Linked DNA regions of Homo sapiens: region 1 is linked to region 2. The links are chromatin loops, found by intact Hi-C in ENCODE. Cell type or tissue: CD4-positive, alpha-beta T cell. All regions are shown on one strand. Each heading gives the region's core, and the rest is flanking DNA. Links, peaks and the distances in the headings are about the cores only. Region 1 holds the start of LOC105376447 (a long non-coding RNA gene). Region 2 has its middle 4.2 kb from the start of COMMD3.

Region 1 (2,924 bases), core at 296-2,795, 53 kb before region 2:
TTCAGCTTTACTATGAACTGTGTTAATAAATATCATGACTAAATACTATCTCTTAAAGCATTTTGTAATAGATGTAAGGGTTTTTTCCCCTTTTGTTTATAGTAATAATAAATTTGCACATTGTGTGGAAATCAAGATCAACTGTTAAAATAGCCAAGCAATCATGTAATCGTTCAGTTACTTCAAACGTAAAGTAGGCTCAGATTTATTTTTTCCTAACAAACTGGTTCTAGTCCACTCAAGATTCTATCCAAAAAGCAGTATTTAGCACTTTTCAGGCTAATTCCAAACAAACGAAGATTAACAGATCATCAGTTTAGCTTCACACATGAAATTGAAAAATGAATTGCTGGTCAAAATGCTAAAAACACAAATGTGAAATTTATATGTGTTCCTTGTTCCTAAATATTGAAAAAATATCAACTAATCATCAAGTTTGCCAAAGCAAAAAAAAATTGAAATATAATTCCTAGTTAATTGGTTTACCATTCATTATTACTTCTCTTTGAATTCAGTAACTTATCAATGATTAAAGATGTGCTTCAACAAGTTAATTCTTTAAGTTCAAATAACTGGAAACCATTTTCTCAATGGTGCAGCATTTCTTAATGTCAGTTCAAGATGTTTGGAGACATATTGCTGATTTTAGAAGCTGATGTGTGCTGATTTATGAAGGAATTGTTTAGCTTGTACTCTGGGCTCTGATCAAGGGAGATACACTCTCAGATACAGCCTGGCATTTAAGGGTACCTCTTTCCTAGCTGATTATCTGCTTCCTGAGTTCAGTTGTAATAGCTTGCGAGCTTCTCCCATCCCATATGACTGGATTCTGATTTCTTATTTTCTGATAGCAGGGTAAACTTTGTTCTCCCTTATTACTAAACGTTGACTTGACAAATAAATAGACCTCCTGCATTTTAATGTTTGTCTGTTTTTGAAAAGATTCTCATCTGTTTCTCTGATCACAGCCTCCCGATCCCATTGCATGCAAACCCAGTGGCTCAGCAAACAGTCAATGCTATTTCTTCTGGTAGCGTGACCATCTGACCACCTGCCCCTCAGTAAGAATAGGGACTTGTCCTCTGTTGACAGGGTTTCCCTCTCAGCTGTGCCTGATGCCAGGCTGTCTAGGAATGGGAGTTCCAGCAGAACAGACCAGGAAAAATAGTGCCTTTGCAGTACCTCACAGTTGTGCTAGAACTTCTCTCAATTTCCCTTATTAACTAGATTAAAAATGAGTAATATTTTTTCAGCTTGTTTGTTGCCAAAGATTACCTTCCACCACCAGTTTATCTGAGAACATGGCCAATTAGTCCATCTTTTTTTTTTTTTTTTTTGAGACAGGGTCTTGCTCTGTCACCCAGGCTGGAGTACAGTGGTGCAATCTTAGCTCACTGCAGTCTGCAACTCCTGGGTTCAAGCAATCCTCCCACATGAGCCTCCGGAGTAGTTGGGACTAGAGGCACTTGCCACCACACCTGGCTAATTGTTTTTTGTTTTAAATTTTTTGTAGAGATGGTGGGCGGGGGGGGTCTCGCTATGTTGCCCAAGCTGGTCTTGAACTCCTGGCCTCAAGGAATCCTCCTATCTCTCTCTGCCTCCAAAATGGCTGTGATTATAGGCATGAGCCACTGTGCCCAGCATGGTCCATCTTCAGCTGAAAGGAAATAGAGGAACTATCTCCCGCATATTCCCATTTTCCCAGGGCTGTGCTAGCCCTGGCAATGACTGGTAAATTCTCTTCTTAGGATTAGATTTCTGGGTGGTAGAATATGAACACTAGAAAGGTCTGGACAAAGGCATCAGCATCCTTGGCCTCGTCTTGGCCTTTAAGCTTAAAAACTGTAGGGAGCACTGTGACTCTATCTTTACTAGTATTAGGTCCCCTAATCCTGGGCCACTGGCTTTGGCCCTGTGGCAGCTTTTGCTGAATTGCAGCACATCTTTGAAGCATCTCTACCAGCCATACAATTATAGAGAGCCAACGCTAGACTGTGTTTTGCATAGAAACTGAAATATATGTTAGTGCTTTAATTTATCATCATGTTTTCTGCCACACAGATCTCTCTGTTTTTACCAGTACTCAATACCTCTCTAAAGGATTCTTAATTAAATAAATGGTTGGCAGGGCCTAACCTTACCACTGAGTATTCTGCTTCCTTGAAGATGTGGTTTGGTCCTCTTGTTCTCAGATTTACCAGCTGTAATCGATTCAGATGGAGGTGTGGGGAAGACCTACTTCCTATACCTGTTTTTAAAATCTACTTTTCTAAAATGTAACATTACTTCATGTATTCCTTTTAACAAGTTTATGAGGAGGGTGTTATCAAACCTATTTTATACCAATGCAAGCATTTGTTCTCAGCTAAACTAACAACTCACATTTAGCCAGGTCTTGTACAAAGTGTGCAAAGTACTTTAAATTCAAAAACTCTGGGAAGTAGGTAAACTATTAGGACATTTTACAGAGGAAGACAGGCTTGGCATCATTAATAAAGTGACAGATACTTACAGATGTTACTGATGGTCTCCATGTTGTCAAATCCAGAGGATTCTTCCCTGTCATGGTCTTACTTAACCACCTAGCACCAGGCAACCCTCTTTGACTGACACCACAACTGCTCGCTCTTTTTTCCTATCTCCTTGATCTTTTTTTCTGTCTCTTTCTTCTTCTTCTTCTTTGTTTTTTTTTTTTTTTAACCAACTCTAAAGGAAGCAGCTCCTTAAGACAGTCGTGGTCTTCTTCTCCGTGTTCTCCACCCTCTTTCCATGGATGTCCCCAAACATTCTCATAGCTTCTATTACAATCTGTATGCCTACAATAACAACACTTATGCCTCTTTCACAAATCTCTTCTCTGAGCATCAGTTAATGATCCAACAATCTACCTGAAGCTACAACCACCTGGTAGATGCTTCAGAAGT
Region 2 (2,924 bases), core at 253-2,752:
CTTGAAAAAGTTACTGGCTTTCAACAATAATATCCCACAGCATAGGCCCATTTGTTCCATTTTTTGCTGGAATTCGTGAAACCAACCCAAACTCCAATTTCTAAGGTATGAAAAAACACAGAGATTCCAAATCCAGACCTAAAAAACGAAGAGACTCTGTTAGACATTCTCTGCTGTTGTAGTCTAAATGTAGGACATCTTGAAACTGATTAGATTCTGGACAAAACAGATGATCTTTCAGTCTTTTCCAAGCCTTACTAATGAAGCTTAGTTGAATTCATTGTAGCTAAAAGAATCTTGGATTGTGTCACAGAAAATAAACACTAAATAAGCTTTCTGTGACACTTCTCAGGTCCTTTCTCTCTTCCTTCCTCTTCCTCTTTCCCCCCTTTCTCTCTCTTCTTCCCTCCTTCCCTCCCTCTTTTTAAAGATATAAAACAATTTAAAGGACTGTCTGTGTACACATGGAAGAATTAGATACAGTCATCAATGTAAACTTGTTTCATGTCTCTTCTTCACTTTACCCTCCTACAGCTAAGCCATGGGCCATCCTGGCTGATACCAGATCAATGATATAGGAAACTGAAGTGGTGACGTTTATAATTTTAGTACAGAAAAAAAAATCAACCTGCTGTTGAGGAGGTAACTGTGCTTATTATCTAAATGGTCTATTTGATGGAATTTATTAGGTGATTGGCCAGTTCCTAATTTTCATATAAATTAACTGGTGAAGATAGAAATTATGTGATTTAAGAATTGAACTTGCTTTTTATAATCCATACAAAAGATAAGTGAATCATTTAAATCACTTACGGAATTTAAAGGAAAATTATTTTTTATTTGTCTGTGCAGAGAAATTCTAAGACACATAATGCAACCTGTTCTTTTCTCATTAAATGTTACATGGAGTATGACTGCTTTCTTTCATTTCTTCCTAACTTCCTTCCTTTAACTTAAAATTTGCCTTCATCTTTTGCCAAATTACATTTGTTTATTTTCATTTCTTTTTTACAAATCGATTTCTCATTTCTTCTTAGATGAAGACTTCACAATTTTGGTCTTTACAACTCAGATATTCCCCATGTGACATTAACTGCTTTGCTTAAAAATAAGGGATCAAACTTCCTAAAATACGTTTCAACATGCTACGCTGAAGTCCTAAAGAGTAGACATGACTTTTCTAATATCCACGAAATCCTTTTAAAACTGTGGACTGGTTAGATACAAAGATTTGATATTTAAAGTTATAATTTCATTCTTAGGTCTGCTCCTTTAATTTTGCCATTATCTTATACTCACTCAAGTAGCTAACAAAATCATGGCATGACAACACTGATGACAGCTCCCAAATTTCACTTTAGAAATTAAATAGTATTTTCTTGCCAAGATTTTGACTACAGAGTTTCTTATTTGCAAAGTTTAACAAAATTATGGTTTTCTAGGCCAAGGTGTGCAGATTACTTGAGGTCAGGAGTTTGAGACCAGCCTGGTCAACATGGCAAAATCCTGTCTCTACTGAAAATACAAAAATTAGCTGGGTGTGGTTGCATACACCTGTAATCCCAGCTACTTGAGAGGCTGAGGCATGAGAATTGCTTGAACCCAAGAGATGAAGGTTGCGTGAGCTGAGATCATGCTGCTGCACCCAAGCGACAGAGTGAGACTCTGTCTCAAAAAAAAAAAAAAAAAAAAAAAAGAAAAAATTACGGTTTTCTAATTTCAGGAAATGTTGTGAGATCTTATATAATAAACTCAATTTCTCAGTAGCATGATAATTTGACTTTTTAAAACTTAGATTTAAAATATTTAATTTTTCTTATATTTTGAAGTTTTATGTTTTATATTTCCCAGATAAAACTTACGAAAATGAAATATTTAAAATGGTACCGGCCGGGTGCAGTGGCTCACGCCTGTAATCCCAGCACTTTGGGAGGCCAAGGTGGGCGGATCATCTGAGGTCAGGAGTTCGGGAGCAGCCTGGCCAACATGGAAAAACCCCCATCTCTACTAAAATAAATAGATAAATAAATAAATAACATAAAATGGTACTAAATGATGACAATATTAAATAGAAATTGTACTATTTACCATTTAATATAAATTTATTCAAAAAAGTTTTAGGGGAAAAATACAAAACACTTGTGCCAAATCATAAGCGTAAGTTATCTGTTTTAGAGAACACTGTATCATTAATTTTAAACCCTGTGGTTACAGTTTATTTAATGTAATTTGTATTTCATTTCCCTCACACATTTTTAAATCCACATATGCAAATTAAACTATACAATGTGAGAAAAGGTTATATTTGTCCATATCAATTATTGCAGCAATGACTGTTTAGAAATAATTAGGGATTGGATTACATGTTTAAATTGAAAATAAAAGCTTTACTGTCCCCTCTGAATACTCAGTTTGGTGTCTCACAGTGTGATATAAGATGCAATTTGAGACCACTGAACTCTGTGATCATGAATGTGCAAAAACTTGACCATTCAAATTCCAAGTCACAAACTATGCCTTGCCAAGTTATTTAATAAAAGAATATAGACAGGTTTTATAAACTTCACTGAAACAGTTTTTGACTTATACTCTCAAGTGTCATATATAACTCAGTTAAATACTCCTTCCAACTGTCCATTTGTGGTTAAAATAGCTTTAAAACAGTAAAGACTATTTTCATTAACAAATATCTCAGAGTTTAAAGTAACCATCAAAGCATCGGTGTTAGGGAACACAGAGAGAATGGTTTCTTATTTAGAGGTAGTTTCTAAAGTGTTCTAAACTTTCTTCTCTGTAGCATATGAGCAGGCAGGGATAAAACAGATCCCCACTAGAATATATAATAAATATATAAGCCAGTTAAAACTAGTCTTTGTCTCGATGGCACTTAAACTTATTATTTTTTCTCCCCATGGAGTTCCATG

Evidence for each region. Hi-C counts contacts between places; a loop is a spot of excess contacts. Peaks named below come from ENCODE experiments on the same cell type or tissue, not always from the same donor. Only the 100,000 strongest peaks of a DNase experiment are listed, where the experiment ranks them.
Region 1: a loop joins it to region 2, with 2.4 times the contacts of the local background. A loop is called at or near these places in 68 of 110 quality-filtered maps.

What each region holds. Positions count from the first base shown.
Region 1 is chr10:22,257,628-22,260,551 of GRCh38, forward strand. LOC105376447 (a long non-coding RNA gene) reads right to left here and starts at 917. Exons shown (of 2, transcript XR_001747390.3): 1 at 1-917. It overlaps LOC100130992 (a long non-coding RNA gene), which reads left to right. Exons shown (of 1, transcript NR_038921.1): 1 at 1-921. In CD4-positive, alpha-beta T cell, for the core only: no CTCF peak of the experiment used is centred there; a DNase peak (open chromatin) is centred at 1,854.
Region 2 is chr10:22,310,750-22,313,673 of GRCh38, forward strand. No RefSeq gene overlaps it. Among named protein-coding and RNA genes, the nearest start is that of COMMD3, 4.2 kb to the right of the region's middle. In CD4-positive, alpha-beta T cell, for the core only: no CTCF peak of the experiment used is centred there; no DNase peak of the experiment used is centred there.